2 separate regions of the Mus musculus genome follow, and region 2 is linked to region 1. A link is a contact called in ENCODE Hi-C or POLR2A ChIA-PET data. All regions are on one chromosome and are shown on one strand. Each heading gives the region's core, a stretch centred on a gene start or an enhancer-like site at or near the end of the contact. The rest is flanking DNA. Distances are from core to core; before and after follow the strand shown. Region 1 holds the start of Cnot6 (CCR4-NOT transcription complex, subunit 6). Region 2 has its middle 29 kb from the start of Gfpt2.

The links. A loop is a pair of places that touch in the nucleus more often than their neighbours do. ChIA-PET counts read pairs that join two places held with the same protein, here RNA polymerase II (POLR2A).
Region 2: POLR2A ChIA-PET joins it to region 1 with 15 read pairs in embryonic stem cell. The contact joins the enhancer-like site here to the promoter of Cnot6 in region 1. A Hi-C loop is called at or near these places in 3 of 37 maps with a recorded cell type or tissue (all heart). POLR2A ChIA-PET finds 5 or more read pairs at or near these places in 2 of 5 experiments (both embryonic stem cell).

Annotation. Positions count from the first base shown.
Region 1 is chr11:49,710,856-49,714,650 of GRCm38, forward strand. It overlaps Cnot6 (CCR4-NOT transcription complex, subunit 6), which reads right to left and starts at 1,867. Exons shown (of 12, transcript NM_212484.2): 1 at 1,499-1,867. Gm36411 (a long non-coding RNA gene) reads left to right here and starts at 2,617. Exons shown (of 4, transcript XR_879826.3): 1 at 2,617-3,795.
Region 2 is chr11:49,763,492-49,767,677 of GRCm38, forward strand. No RefSeq gene overlaps it. Among named protein-coding and RNA genes, the nearest start is that of Gfpt2, 29 kb to the right of the region's middle. Within about 2 kb of position 1,276, at least 2 of the 3 ENCODE cell types and tissues checked have a DNase peak (open chromatin) inside an H3K27ac peak, as active enhancers do; they include heart, where a contact is called at or near this core.

The DNA.
Region 1 (3,795 bases), core at 617-3,116:
GTAGTCAGGACCAAGTTCTGTATATCAGCGTCTATGTCTGTTCAAAAAAAAAAAAAAAGCCTGAAATTTCCCAGCAACCATAATACATCTCAACTTATACAAGGATTCTCTTTCAAGAATATTCCAGTCACACTAGAAAATGTCTGCCACATACATTTTTGTCCACGTTAGCAAGCACCTGTGCACCTGTGAAATGGCTACCTGACCTACTTTAATATCTACCTGATAAAAATACCCGCTTCCTTCTCCAAACCCCAAATACTTAACAACTATATCACCCTTAACGTCTGCTTTATGACTACCCTCCTAACTCTAACATCCTGATCCAGTCTCTTCATTCTAGGCTTGGTTCCTCAGAGCCAGGTCAGAGAATTTGACTAGACCACTGGCTCCACGTAATTTTAATTCTAAAATGTATTCTTCAAAGCGCCAACTTCAAAAGACTGGCAGCAATTACAAAAAGCAAAATACGCCTTCACAATCTTTTGACCAGCCTACAGAACGGTTGCGGGATGGTGAAAATTTCTAGTGTGGGAAAGACAGTGCTATTACACACCGAATTGTTTTTTCATTTATTCTCCAAAGTTAAAATTCCAAGCAGAGGCAGAGAAGAATTTAGACCTAGTAGTCAATCAGGCAATCTACCTGTAAAACAGGTTTACCTGTACTCAAATTCTAGCAGATTATTTAAACACAGTAACAAGATGGCCTGTGCACAATGTTGTCACTTGCAGAAACAGTTAAAAGTAAAGAATTACAGTTGCTTATGAGCAGTCTCTGAAGACCGTTGTCAGGGTAGAAAGAGTCAAGGCGGGGGGGGGGGGGGGGGGGAAGGGGGGGTCACCAAAGTAAATAACCACTGTCTTTGAAACTAGGTTAAACTAGGGAAATTTTCTTCCAGAAATTAGTACTTGAGTCCTGAGTCCAATAATCTCTTCAGCTGATAATCACTTCTTTGGCCACGTAATCCGCCCCGCCCCTACCAATATCTGCGTTAAACGGACTTTAAAATACTTTAGGAGAAAAAGGGTGAGCATTAAGTCAATCCACGGAGTGCCAAGTTCCACGCCGCACAGTGCACACCCCCCCCCCCCCAGCACAGCCACTTCTCCAAAGTTGCCACCGGTTTGTCCCTAGTCCCGGCACCCCAGCTCCTCTCTTGAGGTGCGTGACCGGCCGGAGGCGGGGGTCCGAGAAGCCAGGGTTCACGCCACCGCCCTCTGTACGCCACCGCACTGCCGTCAATCAACACTCCCACCCCCCACCCCCAACCCAGGCCGAGCCCCGGGACTCCGCGCGGGGGGCGCGGCCAGGGGACCGACGGGATGGCGATCGCTGTGTGTGAAGGAGGGGGACGGACAGACGTCACTCCGAGAACTCCTAAGTTGTGCGCGAGTGCGCGCTCGGGGTCCCCGCCGGGGCGCGACCCCTGGGGGGGGATGGGGGAGCGCAGGCAGCAGAGCCTCGGCGGGACGTCGCTCGGGCCCGTCGCGCTCACCTCTCGAGCTGCGCCGCCTTCCTCCGCCGCTGCCGCCGCCTCCTCCCGATGAGTGCAGCGGGGTCTGCCCTGTGGAACCACCATACCAGTCCCGCCCGCTGCTGCAGCGCCTCCGCCGCCGCTCTTTGTTCCCCCTCCTCGGCCGCCGCTCCTCAGCCGCCCGCCTCGGCCGCCCCGGACCCCACGAGCCGCCGCTACGCTCTGCCGCCCTCTCGGACCCCGGCCTCGCCCTCCTCGCCGCGCCGGCCGCCGCCTTCGCCTCCGCGCCGTCGACGCCGCCGCCACCGACGCCGACGCCTCCTCTTCCGCGCCCCCCTCGTTTTCATTGAAAGCAAACAAGCATCATGGCGGCGGCCGCCGTCCCCCTCCCACCCCAGCCAGCGAACGCCCCGCTCACCGCCGCCTCTCCAACATCCCGGCTTCTCATTGGCTGACGCTGCTGGGCGCGACTATCCCGCGTCGTGCGGGGGTGGACTCTTGGCAGCCCGACGCTTTAGCCCCGTCCGCGTTCCCCCCGGTCTCGGAGCAGTGAGCCGGCCCGGCGCGCTCCTGCCCGCCCTCCCAGCCTCTCTTCCCGCTCTCTCTGCGCCTTTCCTTCTCCGCGCCTTCTGTCTCCTCCTCTCCTAAAGCTGTTTCTCCGCGGTTTAGTTGCTCTTTTTCTTTCTCGTCCACTTTTATCTCCACTTTACCCTTGATTTTTTTTTCCTCCTCTTGATTCATTTTGCTTTTTCCTTGGCCTGTCAATCACTTGGGAGCACAGATTAAATTCTCAGACGTTTAACCCTATCCAGTGTCTTGATCTTCCGAGAAAGAAAACTTACACTCTTCAATAGTCAACTAATTGTTCCTGCCCTAACTATGCAGGAAAAAAATAATTAATAGGCAGGGTTTGTTTGTTTTTTAAATTATGGGGTCCTAATTTAAGTAACGAACTATAGCTGCATTCGAGGGCTAACATAGTCTACTCAGGACATGTGGTTTCAGGTAAACCGGAAAAGGAATGGGCTGATTAATGATACTTACATCAGGAAAAAGTACTTGGCTGGTATTCAGGACACAGGGATTAATCAAGCTCCACCTTGTCGAGTCAGCGTCATGGTGTACGGGCAAGAGTAACGCCCAACAGGCTTCAAATACACTGGCGATATAGACTGACAGGAATTGTGTGAAGGAAAATAGCTACCCCGACCTCCGTGGCAGATCAGCCCAGAACTGAGCGTGAAATGGCTTCCAGGAACTAACAAGAAAAAAAAAAATGCCTCTCAAGGAAGCCCATCTTTCGTTCCAGGATGTGGGACTTGCATGGCTGTTGCCTAAGGCAGAAGAGAACTAGGCGAGCAAAGCAGCGAGGGACAAAAGCCTTTCCAAGAACCAGATGTTCTGTTCAAGGCAGTTTGTGTTTGCCTGGCCCCAGCATTGCCTTGAGATCATCATTGCCTGCTATTTGCCAGGATAGCAGTGTCAGTCTAAGCTTCTAGTGCCATGAGACGCTGGAAAAGTTAAGGCAATGGAGACACCCATCATACACGAGGAAATGACAGGCGCAGACGAGCTACCTGAAGATACTCTTAAGCCCTGACCTACTCAGGCTGTTCAGTGCCTATTTCACACAAAGGGTACAACTAGGCGGAGGGGCCAGGGGTGTAGACATCCTGCTGGCCTGTTCCCTTTCCAGTGCTGTGCCCTGGGAACCTGTGCTCCAGCCTAGAGAAGAGGGTTTCTTTGTGTAATTCATCTTCCCAAGGGCAGCTGCACTTTTTGACAGTGACTGTATGCCTCCAGAGGAGCCTAGTTGTGTAACAAAAACCTTAGCCTCATTAAGCAACAACTCCATTATAATCCTGGAATCAGATGCTTAGGTAGACAGTTCTACTCGTCCCACTTGTGTCCTTTCATGCCAGTGCCTCACAGAGGTGGAAGAATGTTGGATATCTGGCACCTCTGTGTCCCTTAATAACGCTCTTCCATCGATGGTGAGAGTGCTTCCTTATGGCTTTGTGGACCGTCTCCTCCATCTGGAGGTCATTCTGACCCACAATCAGGGCAGCTCAGGAATCTAAAGAGGAGGGAGCAGAAGCCCTCAAGTCTTCGAAAGCATCCCTCTTTGTCTGTATTCCATCCACCAAGCAAGCACAAGCCCGGTGTGGATTTGAGAGAGGAGGCAAGCCAGGGAGCAGTTGTACGCGCACGGCCTGATGGACTTACTCAGCGCCATTGAGATAGACTCGCCCTGCAAAGACTGGGGTCCCCAGGAATGCATGGTATTGTTCAAACTGATTACAGTGACAAAAACGTAA
Region 2 (4,186 bases), core at 26-2,525, 52 kb after region 1:
TGAGATGCAGGGCAATGCAAGCCACAGTGCCCAAGGATGGCCACAAGGAACACTAGATAGTATTAATGAGGGAGCCAAAGGCAACCCCTGCAGCTCAGCAGACACAACTGCATCTTCCTTACAGGAGCCTGTGTCTCCAGTGTCTTCTCAAGGCTGGTAGCTCTCTCCACTCCCTGCTTCCCCAGCCTGGCCTCCTATTGCTCTGCCTTGTCCAGCTGAGCTCCATGCTGTGTCTGGAAGTCATTAATGAACAGCAGGGGCCTCTGGCTGTCTGCACAGCCAGTTAAACCCTGGGGTGAGGGCATGAAAGGATTCACAGTCCTACCCCAGAGAAACAGTGAGCTGGGGTGAGGGTTGGGGTGTCCTGGAGGCTTGAGAGGGAGAACAGGAAAATGAGTAAATGTGTGGGTTTGAGGGGCTGCAGATCTTTTCACAGAAGGAAGGGAATAGTGTTGGTCTGAGCTGGCTAGTCAGCAGAGGCGAGGGATCCTGCAGGCCCCCTGCCTACAACTCTGCATCCTTGCAAAGGAGAACCTCCACCGAGGTCCATGGTGGACCTTGGGTGATGAAGATCTTTGCCTTTCTGGGACCCTCCTCCAATCTGAACAAACAACTCAGAAGTGTTGGAGCAGGTGACTGAGAATAGACCACAGGCTAGGGCAGCCAGAGAAGAGAAGGCCAGAGGGTCAAGTCACATGAGAGTGCCCACGTGGGCATGCAGAGCTGGAGCCTTGGAGGGAGAGAGGAACAAACCTCACACTCCCTTCCTCCTCCAAGAATACTATTGCTTGGACTGAGGGAGCTTTGACATGGGGTGCGAGTTGTGGCCCCTGCCACAGTAGAGACCTAGCCTGGAGGGGTCTGCCTTCACTGCCAGGGTTACTATTAATGTTAGCCCATTTTACGGACAGGAAAGTGTGGTTAAGAAGACAAGGTTATGTGTGCAAGGTCACATAGATCAGAACTGCAGCTGTTTGGACCTGTCAACTTCAAGGTCCCCAAGCCCTGGGAAGAGCCCTAAAGGGAAAGTAGTATTAAAATGTGCTCCCAAAAACCAGAGCCCCCACCAAACTCCTGGGCTGCCAAGCAAACCATTTTTACTCCAGAAGAAGTGAGGGTCCCTCCCTCCTGCCCACTTCCCCTCCCTGACAACCTCCGCCCCCCCCCTCCGTCCCCCCCCTGCTCCCAGGGTGCTGGCTGAGTTCTCTAGCACATTCTTGGCTGCCCCTTGTTCCAGGCTCCCCAGGGGCAGATCTTTCCGGTCCCTTCCTGTTCCAGCTCACCAGCACTGGCTGCAGACTCACAGTTGAAAGGGCCAGGTGCTCAAACTTGGAGCTTGGCTGAACAAGGTTTCTGTTCTTTCTCTGAGAGCTGGGGGCTGGGCTGGGAGATCTCCTCACCAGTGAGAGGAGGGGCTTAACTTAGCCAAAGCCTTCAGCAGCAGAAAAAGCCCGCGATTCTCAGAAGAGGGGCCTTCTCCATTTCAGAACTCAGTGTTCCAAGTTGGAAACTAGTTTCTGTGTTCATCGTAGAATTTTGGCAAGGACTAGGTGCGGTTTCGCAGGATGGAGGGGCTTCCAAGTGTCACCAAGAAGTGTCTCCTGGACTCTGTGAGCTTCCTCCCCAGTTTATAGATTCTGTACCAAGGATAGACACCAGGGATCAGGGCCAAGGATAGACACCAGGGATCAGGGCCCCTCCAAAGTCACTTTCTGAGAAAGATCTTTTTGAATTATCTGGTGAATGTCTTCCTTGCTGCATTTTGGGTTTCTTGCTTGCTTTGTTGTTGTTGTTTGGTTACAATAAAAATAATTTTACTTTAAAAATGCAAAAGAAAAATGTCACTGTTGGATTATTTGGAGTTTATTGAAATTGGAATTCAGAGAAACTATTCAGGAACTTTGTTTAAAAGTAACTTTCTCTCTCTCTCTCTCTCTCTCTCTCTCTCTCTCTCTCTGTGTGTGTGTGTGTGTGTGTGTGTGTGTGTGTGTGTGTGTGTGTGCACCTGTGCACCTGCTTGTCTGTATGTGCACCATTTGCTTGCCATACCTGTGGAAGCCAGAGGAAGATGGCAGATCCATTGGAACTGAAGTTACAGGCAACTGTGAGCCACTCAGTGTGGGTGCTGGGAACCCAACCAAGGCCCTTTCCCAGAGCAGCAAGTGTTCTTAACTGCTGAGCCACCTCTGCAGCCCTTCAGTCTTAATGTATAAAGAGACTGAGTTGGCTTTTCTTTGTCTCTGTGTCTGTGGTGTGTGTTGTGCTCCTGTGTATAGACACGAAAGCCAGAGGTTGCTGGTGGTGGTTCACTCTTTGCTTTATCTTTTGAGACCAGGTTCCCCACTGAACCAAGATATCACCAAGTTAGGCAGACTCATACTCCAGCCACAATGATCCTCCTATCTCTGCCCTTCCCTTACACTGTGCACAGTGCTGGGATTACAGGCAGGCAACCAAGCCCAACTGTTTATATGGGGCTAGGGATCCAAAGCCAGGTCCCCAGGCTTTACACAAGTCCTCTTTCACACCGAGGACCTCCCACCCTGGGAAATGTCTATTCTGCTTGTGATTTTTGTTGGTTACAGTCTAAAAACAGGCAGTTCATCGCCTTGAGTCTCTGATAAAGCAGCTTATCATGATGGAACACAACTGTCCACCTAGTAAACAGGAAGCAAAGAGACAGGAAGTGCTGGGATCTGAAGAGTGTGCTAGAGACCTCTCACTAGGTTCCACCACCTCCCAGTGGTACCATGCGGGAGGCAAAGGATGTCAAACCCGCACCTTTGGGGGATGGATGCTCTTTTATAGCAGAACCTTGGGCATCCCTGGCCTGATACCTTTTTCCTACCTCATTTCATCCTGCACTTCAAATGCATGCATGCACTCAGTGGTCACTGTATGTTTTCTGAGCACCTCTCACATAGCACATACATATACACAAAATCTCTATCCTTCCGGATGTGAGCGTCAATAGTGATGCCAGCTTGACAGGCTCTAGAACCACCTAGGAGACAAGCCTCCCGGGATGCCCGTGAGGAGCTGTTTAGTTTAAGTTAATGGAGGTGGCATCATTCTGTTGTCTGGAGCCCCAAATTGAAGCTCAAGGAGAAAGCAGACTGCACACTGGCATTCGCCTCGCTCTGCTTCCTAACTACATACAAGGTGGCTGGCTGCCTCCGGCTTCCAGTGCCATCCCTTCCCTGCACCTCAGACTCTGAGCCAGAAATATACTGTGTCAGCTGCTTTGTCACAGCTGCGAAACAGTAACTCGTACAATGAGTTGTCCTTTTAGTAAGAGGGGCAGACAAGAAGAGACGGTGTTTACATAGCCACAGTCTCAGGACAGCCTACAGATGCCAGGCACTGAGAGAGGATGAGAAGGCTTCTCCCCAGAGCCCTCAGAGGGAGCACAATCAAACGTCTGGCCACCAGAATTGTGGGAGGATGAATGTGTGGAGCTCTGAGTCACCTGTGTTTGTAGGGACTTGTTACTGTGGCCACAGGAAGATGAGGCACCTCTGTAAAGGGCTGGGGTGAAAGCAGAGGCAGCCCTAGGGAGCACACTGATGCAGAGTCACCAGATGAATCCTGAATCGACCGGACACACCTATCTATCACCACTGCTACTTCACATTTGCTTGCCACTTGGGGTTTCAAAGAAGTCTCTCTGTTCTCATTTTAAATAACCTTATGTTTTGAACTATACCATTACATCACTAAGTTAAATGCAAAGCTAGATTAACTTTCCACAAATAGAAGGTAACCATAAAAATAAATTCAATAAAAGCAGACTTGCTATTACCTTCTAGAAACATACCTGAATGCCTGTCAAGGGCTCCTGGGTCGGTGGCCTCCATGTTTCTCTAAAAGCTTCAGACAGGGCTAGCTAGTGTCAGAGGAGTCAAAGGCAAGTTACCATGTGAGGAAATGTCTGTCAGCACGTGACTCTGTATCCCTACATCCCCTGTCTTAGTAACTTTTCTTACTGCTGTGACAAGATACCAGACAAACACAACCTAAGAAAGGGATTATTTTTGGCTCACAGTTTGAAGGGATCTAATTCATCATGGTGGCAGGAGATTTGGTGGTGTGGTGGTTTGAATAGAGATGGTCCCCATAGACTCATGTGTTTGAATGCTTGGGCCATGGGGAGTGGCACTATTAGGAGGTATGGCCTCATTAGAGG